3 separate regions of the Homo sapiens genome follow, and regions 2 and 3 are each linked to region 1. Evidence: read pairs that join two places in POLR2A ChIA-PET (ENCODE). Cell type or tissue: A673. All regions are shown on one strand.

Region 1 (2,500 bases):
CCTGGCCTAGTTCTTAAAGCAGAGATGCTTCTAAAAGCAAATCTACTCCAGTCTTTCTCTCCCTGCTCCCTCAACTATCCCAGGACAAAGACTCAGTTGATTCTCAGGTCCTCAGTCCACTGGTAAGCTGGCAAGACTGCTGAATATTTCGGATCAGTCTTACTTCAAGAACACCAAGTTTGCAGTCAGTTGATCTGGGTTTTGGTTGTGGTCTAACCACCTGATGTGTGACCTTGAAAAGATCACTTCATGTCTTAGAACCTCTATTCTGTTAGTATATTGAGGATACTAATGAGGATTAACCTGAGACTCAAATCAAAGAGCCCTTCAGGAACTGTGAAGCTCAAATACAAACTGCTGGTACCATTTCCTATTCCCAATTCTTGGTTGTTAGTTTGCTCCTTCTTCTCCAGTTCTTCACATATGGATATGGAGAGGCCTTTTGGGGAGCACCATAGATGGAAGATAATAATACATTTCCCATGCTTTGTCCTAAAGCTTTCTAGGAACAAAAATATAAGCTCCCATCTGGGATCACTTATTCATAATACAGTCTTGTGTGCAGTGAAAATAACCTGAAGTCATTCCCAGTGTGGCTCAGGTAACTTGGCACAACCAGAAGGCAAAGGTGATGTCTGCAGGAGCCCTAAGGCCCTGTGAATGTTAGTTATATTCTTAGTGAGGTTTTTGTTTGTTGATCTGGAGCACCTGTGATGCTACACAAATGCTTTCAAAGTGGTTGAGTCTCAAAAACCAGGAGAGGACCTGTGGCTTCTAAAGGCATAAGACTTACAGCCAAGGGGGTCTTAGGTTCTGGGAAGGGGATTGGGGATGCAGTGAGGAGGAAGACAGCCAGTCTTTCCACGCACAGACGGACCAGCCTCAGGTGTTCTTGGGCATCTGTGTGATTGGAGGAGGGTGGCTGGTGCCCTGGCAGGGCATCTGAGAGCTCAAAGAATGCGCAGGCCCCAATCCTTTTTTGCGACTGCAGCATCTGACATGTGCCTCCATCTGTGGCAATGTTTTTTGCCCCTCTCAGGGCTCTGACGGAATGCAGTCTCAGCCCCAGGGGCCCAGCGATTACTGTGTGACCAGAGCAGCCTCTGTTATTAAATCTTGTATCGACTGGCACCTCCCTTCTGGTGCGTGGGGGTGTAAGTTGGCACCAAAAGTGGCTGGAGAATTAACCCAGTTGTTGGGGGAAGGGTGTTGTGTTTCAGGATCAGTTATTTTTGGTGGAGAAAAAATTGCAGATGGCCAGCCAGGGCAACCTGCCTGAGACTAAGTAGTCACTTGGATGCCTGCCAGGACCAAGCCGAGGGGGTGAGGTGCAGGAACAGGGCACGGAGAGTAATGTCTGGTTGGCCAAAGGCCCATTTGGCTGTCATGGGAATGTGCTGGGGATGGGGTGCCTGACTTCTGCAGTGTCTGGAGAGCAGCCAGAGGGGGGGGACAAATGCGATAAAAAGGAGCTAGAAGAGGTCCTACTGGGAAGGCTTATAGGTGTCCAACTTAGAACAGAAAAGACAAAGTTGACTAAACATGCTGACTTTCTTCAAATACACGAGAGACTTCTACAAGAAGATGTTGATGAATTGTTCTGACAACCAAATAAGAGAAAGCAGCCTGCGCAGAGGAAATATGGATTTCCGTCACTGTGTCATTCATACTGCAACAGGTGCTGAATACATACTTGAGCCGTGGTCACGTCTGCGTGCTGAATGGGACGGTAGGAGCATTTTAGAAAGTGAGGAAAGGGAAGAGAGCCTCCCAGGTTTGTAAGTGATGACCAGCCCGCCAGGTCAGAGATCCTGGGTGCCACCCTCTGAGTTCTTTGCATTTGATGATGAGTCCTGGTTCTGCTTTTTGCATGATATGAAAGAACTGCACCCTAGGGAGGAACTGATGGATTTTATAACTTGATAATAAAACTCTCTGAGGAGGGAGTGCCCTCTCAGAGATGGGAGATTAATTTTATGTTCTCTTTTTCCTGTTGCTTTTCATCCCCACCCCCCATCTTGCCTATTCTTTTCTACTACTTGCTCAACAGAAGGCAAAGGGGTTTTTAAGAAAGCATCAAAAATCTGAGGACTTTGATTCCAGAGCAGGAGAAGACGGCACAGCCTGGGAACAAGGTGACAAGAGCCCGTCACAGGAAGGTGGGCCTCTGACTACTCTCCTGAGCCCCAGCATCAACCTGAGCACTCAGCACACAATGACACCTCTAGCCCAGTCCCCAGCCCTGCGGTGGAGACACGATCTCCTCATGCCCGGCTAGCTCAGCTTTGACCTTGAGGTTCCTGGGAAGCTGTCAGAGTCATGTCTGGATGGTCTGAAATGTGATCCATCTCTGAGCTGGGCCCCTTCCCCAACCTGCCGACTGCACACGTTCAGATTTAGCTTGCTCTGAAATAGACTGAAAAGAGAAACAAGAAATGATTCTCACACGAAGCCTCCTTTCAACCCCAACAGTCTGCTTGATGGTGTTTTGATCCTTTCA
Region 2 (2,500 bases), 280 kb after region 1:
GTCCAGGCCAGGCACAGTGGCCCACTCCTGTGAGCCACTTTGGGAGGCCGAGGTGGGCGGATCACTTAAGGCCAGGAGTTTGAGACCAGCCTGGCCAACATGGTGAAATCCCATCTGTACTAAAAAAAATACAAAAATTAGCCAGGCACGGTGGCATATGCCTGTAGTCCCAGCTACTTGGGAGGCTGAGGCAGGAGAATCCTTGAACCTAGGAGGCAGAGGCTGCAGTGAGCCAAGATTGTGCCACTGCACTCCAGCCTGGTCAACACAGCAAGACTCTGTCTCAAAAAAAAAAGAGAGGTCCTCCCCCCATCTCAGGTCTTTGATATTCTAATGATGAATGTTTTTGTTTATTAAAATAGGATCTTTAACTGTCACTTCTTTATTATTCCAAGATAATAGATTTTAGAATTTTGAAGCTAGAAGGGATCTTAAAAAACTGATTCAACTTTCTTATTTTAAAGATAGGGAAACAGGAGAGAGGAGAGGCCAAAGTGATTTGCTGACTCTGGCCAACAGTCGCAGCATTACATTTACCTAAGCATTTATCATTTAAATTATTCCCTGATTCAGACAGGCCAGCTCTGTATTTAATTTGAATTCATGGGCCTTTCCCTGTGAACATCACCCTTTCAGTGAAGAGACATTGCAAGAAATAAAGCCAACAACCTACCACACCAGTGTTTGGAAGCAAAGTTCCTATTCAGGTCTGTTCCGATGCAATGATTGTTCGCATAGAAAGAACGGTTCTTTCTCCACATTCGATTCTACATAAACAAAATACAAACAGACAACCTGGGTAGCCACGTTCAAGGCCTGAGGAAAGACATGCATTTGAAAGTCCATGAAGCCAGAATTGCCTTTCTCTCCTTCAATCCCATACCTTGCATGGCTTCATCACATCACTGTTGTTGCAATATTCCTTTGCACGGTCCCTATTGCTATCCGGGTTTCAATCACATCCACTCAGACTATTTTAGTTGAACCAAACATAATGGTAATATTTGATCAATTTTGACTGATACAAATAAAGATTTCCTTTCATTCCACTAGGCTGCTTATTAGCCTTCTTGTTTAGTCTTGTTTCCTTTACATTAATTTTATGCACAGGGTCATTCTGAGCTCCTTCGAAGAAAAGCAAAATAACTTTGTGTCTCAACTGAACGCTGAGTCATAAGTTAAAATGCTCTCTTTAGGTAGAATTCACCACTCCCCTTTCAAAGCTAGAAAAGGTGGAGATGTGAAGACACCTTTAATCTGATGACTTCTTCGATTGTGCTGATTTGACTCTGGTTTTTAAATATAAAGCAAATTCCCTATTGGGTTCTTGGGGTAAACTGGGAAAGTTTGGTCATGTAAAGAGTTGCACAGGCCGGGCGCGGTGGCTCACGCCTGTAATCCCAGCACTTTGGGAGGCCGAGGCGGGCGGATCACGAGGTCAGGAGATCGAGACCATTCTGGCTAACACGGTGAAACCCCATCTCTACTAAAAATACGAAAAAATTAGCCAGGCGTGGTGGCGGGCACCTGTAGTCCCAGCTACTCGGGAGGCTGAGGCAAGAGAATGGCATGAACCTGGGAGGCGGAGCTTGCAGTGAGCCGAGATCTTGCCACTGCACTCCAGCCTGGGCGACAGAGCAAGACTCCGTCTCAAAAAAAAAAAAAAAAAAAAAAAAGAGTTGCACATACTTCATTTAAGTTCTGAGTTTGGGATGATGTAGCACCCTTTTCTCCTACTCTCACCAACCCTCCGCCAAGCCTTCCAGCCTGTTACCACTCCCAGGCCTGTGGTTCCGTGGCAACAATAGGCCCTGGGGATATCAAGTTCTCAAACTGTGGGAATTAATAATAGGGTAATGATACAAAGAACAGTTGGGAAGCTGGAAATCTAAAGGGTGACTGAATTCCACTGTGATTCAGGTTAAGGTGTAAATATACTTTATTACCAGTTTACAGATATGACCATTCATTGGACACCAAATTTGTGTTAGGCATTATGCTAGGTAATTCTCATTTACTTAGTTTGGCATTTGCCCACCTCCACCTACAAAATTTTCAGTTACAGTATTCCTCTCACCAGAGATGACTTTTTCCTCAATCTCCTGTGCCATTTCCATATCTTCTGCATAAATTACCTCCTACATGAAATAATTCATGTGTAATTCCATGTTTCCAATCACACCAACTAATCTTATTCCTCTTAGTATTTATATGTGCTACTCAAGTAGGTTTTTCTAAATTTATATATACCTAGTTATGTTTCTATGTGCCCCTCTTTAAATTAGAAAGCAGAGTATTTCATATTGCTTGAGTAATTTTACATGAATCACAATGTTGAGTAACCAGAAAATACAGACAGAAGAGCATGTTAAACTACAAGATGGTAATGCAATTAGCAAATCCTGATAATGGGAAACTCTTTTCTTTGACAAATAAATTGCAAGGAAAAAAAGAAGAGAGAGAAAGAGCAAAAGATGGAATGTGAGTTCATGGATTAAAA
Region 3 (2,500 bases), 450 kb before region 1:
TGGAGATACTGAGGCTTAGAGAGGTTAAGATGCTGGAGTTCTCACAGCAAGTGGTTGGGCTTTTATTAGAACCCAGATTTCAAAATACCACCACTGCATAGTACTAATTCCACATGCCTTCTTCCAAAATGGAAAGAATGCCTTTTTTTCTTGTAAGTCTGCCAAATTGATGCAGACGCTTATCTTTTATTTGTTTTAGCCGAGCTAAAATAGAATGAAAAAAAAAAAAAAGAAAAGAAAAAGGAATTAGGAAGGAACATGTCTAAAGTACACATCGGATGCTGAGACATCTGGTATGCAAAGTGAGAAAAAGGTATCACAGTGTAAGTTCCTGCGTGTGAGTCCAAAATCCAACTGCACCAGTGTGTGGATGGGGCAGACCTGGTTTCAGCAGCAAGCATGAAGACAAGTTTTAGCTGGCAGAAATTCAAGACAAGTCTCCTGTCTGATATTACCCAAAAGAAGCAAATGTCAGTTTAGGCTGCATTAAAATATTATTGCGTTGGCTGGGCGCAGTGGCTCACACCTGTAATCCCAGCACTTTGGGAGGCTGAGGGCAAGGAACATGAGGTCAGGATATCAAGACCATCCTGGCTAACATGGTAAAACCCCGTCTCCACTAAAAATACAAAAAATTAGCCGGGCGTGGTGGCAGGCGCCTGTAGTCCCAGCTACTCAGGAGGCTGAGGCAGGAGAATGGCGTGAACCTGGGAGGGGGAGCTTGCAGTGAGCCCAGATCACGCCACTGCACTCCAGCCTGGGCGACACAGCGAGATTCCGTCTCAAAAAAAAAAAAAACAAAACAAAATTATTGCATTAACATACAATGTGGAAAACGAGGCCAAGCCATACCTGGGGAACTGCAGGGCCTTCACGCACTGTGGTTAAGAGGGACGGAAGTCAAGGGTGCTGAGCACTGGACAGGCGCATTAGATTCCTTTCCACTCTGGCGCTTTATATGTTGCTTTAGCAAGAGGGCAGTAACCACAAGCCAGCTGCCTGAGCTGTTTTCCTTTATCTCATGAGCTCATTTCCTTCCCATGCTTCCTGCTACAATAGTGGTTCCTCAATCCCCAGCAGGGAGCTGAAATCCCAGAAGGGTTTTTAAAATGCTGGATATTCTGGCTGGGCACGGTGGCTCATGCCTGTAATCCCAGCACTTTGGGAGGCTGAGGCGGGCAGATCACTTGAGGCCAGGAGTTCAAGACCAGCCTGGGCAACACGGCGAAACCGTGTCTACTAAAAATACAAAAATTAGCCAGGCGTGGTGGTGGGCACCTGTAATCCCAGCTACTCAGGAGACTGAGGCGGGAGAATCGCTCAAACCCAGGAGGCAGAGGTTGTAGTGAGCCAAGATTGCACCACTGCACTCCAGCCTGGGTGACAGAGTGAGACTCTCCCTCAAAAAACAAACAAAAAACCCGAAATATTAAATGCTGAATATTCTGTTTCAATAGGTGTGGTGTAGGCTCAGCACAGTGGCTGGCGCCTGTAATCATAACACTTTGGGAGGCTGAGTTGGGAGGATCTCTTGAGCATAGGAGTTTGAGACTACGGGGAATTATGATCACAGCACTTCACTTCAGCCTGGGCAACACAGTGAGACCCTGTCTCAAAGAAAGAAAGAAAGAAATTACTCTCATTCGAGAGGTACCCTCCATATACCCAGGGAAAATAAATATCCTCATCTCTGAAGACACAGAAACACAGAGAAGAATCTGAACAAACAGGCCTTGCTAAGTTCCCCCCAGTTTACCATTAGATCATCCGCTTTGTCCAATACTTTTGCACAACTGTTCACTCTTCATTAAACCAAAACAGAAAAATACACAAGCTCACCTGTTTCTTTGGGTCCTCATTTCCTTACAAAGGCTCCCATGTCACAGAAAACATTTAAAAAATATGTACGCTGGCTGGGCATGGTGGCTCACACCTGTAATCCCAGACTTTGGGAGGCTGAGGCAGGCAGATCACGAGGTCAAGAGATAAAGACCGTCCTGGCCAACATGGTGAAACCTGTCTCTACTGAAAATACAAAAATTAGCTGGGCCTGGTGGTGCGTGCCTGTAGTCCCAGATACTCGGGAGGCTGAGGTGGGAGAATCACTTGAACCCGGGAGGTGGGGGTTGCCATGAGCCGAGATCGTGCCACTGCACTCCAGCCTGGCGACAGAGCAAGACTGTCTCAAAAAATAAAAACAACAAAAAAATGTACGCTTTGCTTTTGTCGATTTGTCTTTTGTTATAAGGGCCTCAGTCATGAACTTAGCAATGGGTGTGGAAAGCAATTTTTCCTCCCCTACATGAAAATCTCTGCTGCTCTGACACTCACACCCAGTCCTCCTCCTCCTCCCTGGTCTATGGAACAGAGCAGAACAGGTTGCACATTACTTAACCAAATTTCAGAAGCTTAGTCACTTTTACTTTTAATAGATACCAGCAGTTGGTGTTACCATCATGCTGATATAATGGCAGTCACCAACGGTACTAACACACAGCCT

The links. ChIA-PET counts read pairs that join two places held together with the same protein. Peaks named below come from ENCODE experiments on the same cell type or tissue, not always from the same donor. Only the 100,000 strongest peaks of a DNase experiment are listed, where the experiment ranks them.
Region 2: POLR2A ChIA-PET joins it to region 1 with 20 read pairs; 2 of 35 experiments call an interaction of 5 or more read pairs at or near these places.
Region 3: POLR2A ChIA-PET joins it to region 1 with 10 read pairs; 2 of 35 experiments call an interaction of 5 or more read pairs at or near these places.

What each region holds. Positions count from the first base shown.
Region 1 is chr13:45,780,561-45,783,060 of GRCh38, forward strand. It overlaps SIAH3 (siah E3 ubiquitin protein ligase family member 3), which reads right to left. Exons shown (of 2, transcript NM_198849.3): 2 at 1-2,500. Among named protein-coding and RNA genes, the nearest start is that of SIAH3, 70 kb to the right of the region's middle. In A673, no CTCF peak of the experiment used is centred here; DNase peaks (open chromatin) are centred at 1,261 and 1,931; H3K4me3 peaks cover 864 bases; H3K27ac peaks cover 2,493 bases.
Region 2 is chr13:46,063,975-46,066,474 of GRCh38, forward strand. CPB2 (carboxypeptidase B2) reads right to left here. Exons shown (of 11, transcript NM_001872.5): 8 at 674-767. All of the region lies in intron 1 of CPB2-AS1 (CPB2 antisense RNA 1), which reads left to right. Among named protein-coding and RNA genes, the nearest start is that of CPB2-AS1, 12 kb to the left of the region's middle. In A673, no CTCF peak of the experiment used is centred here; no DNase peak of the experiment used is centred here.
Region 3 is chr13:45,328,888-45,331,387 of GRCh38, forward strand. No RefSeq gene overlaps it. Among named protein-coding and RNA genes, the nearest start is that of SNORA31B, 6.3 kb to the right of the region's middle. RefSeq lists an enhancer at 1,265-1,765. In A673, no CTCF peak of the experiment used is centred here; DNase peaks (open chromatin) are centred at 1,034 and 2,439; H3K27ac peaks cover 2,500 bases.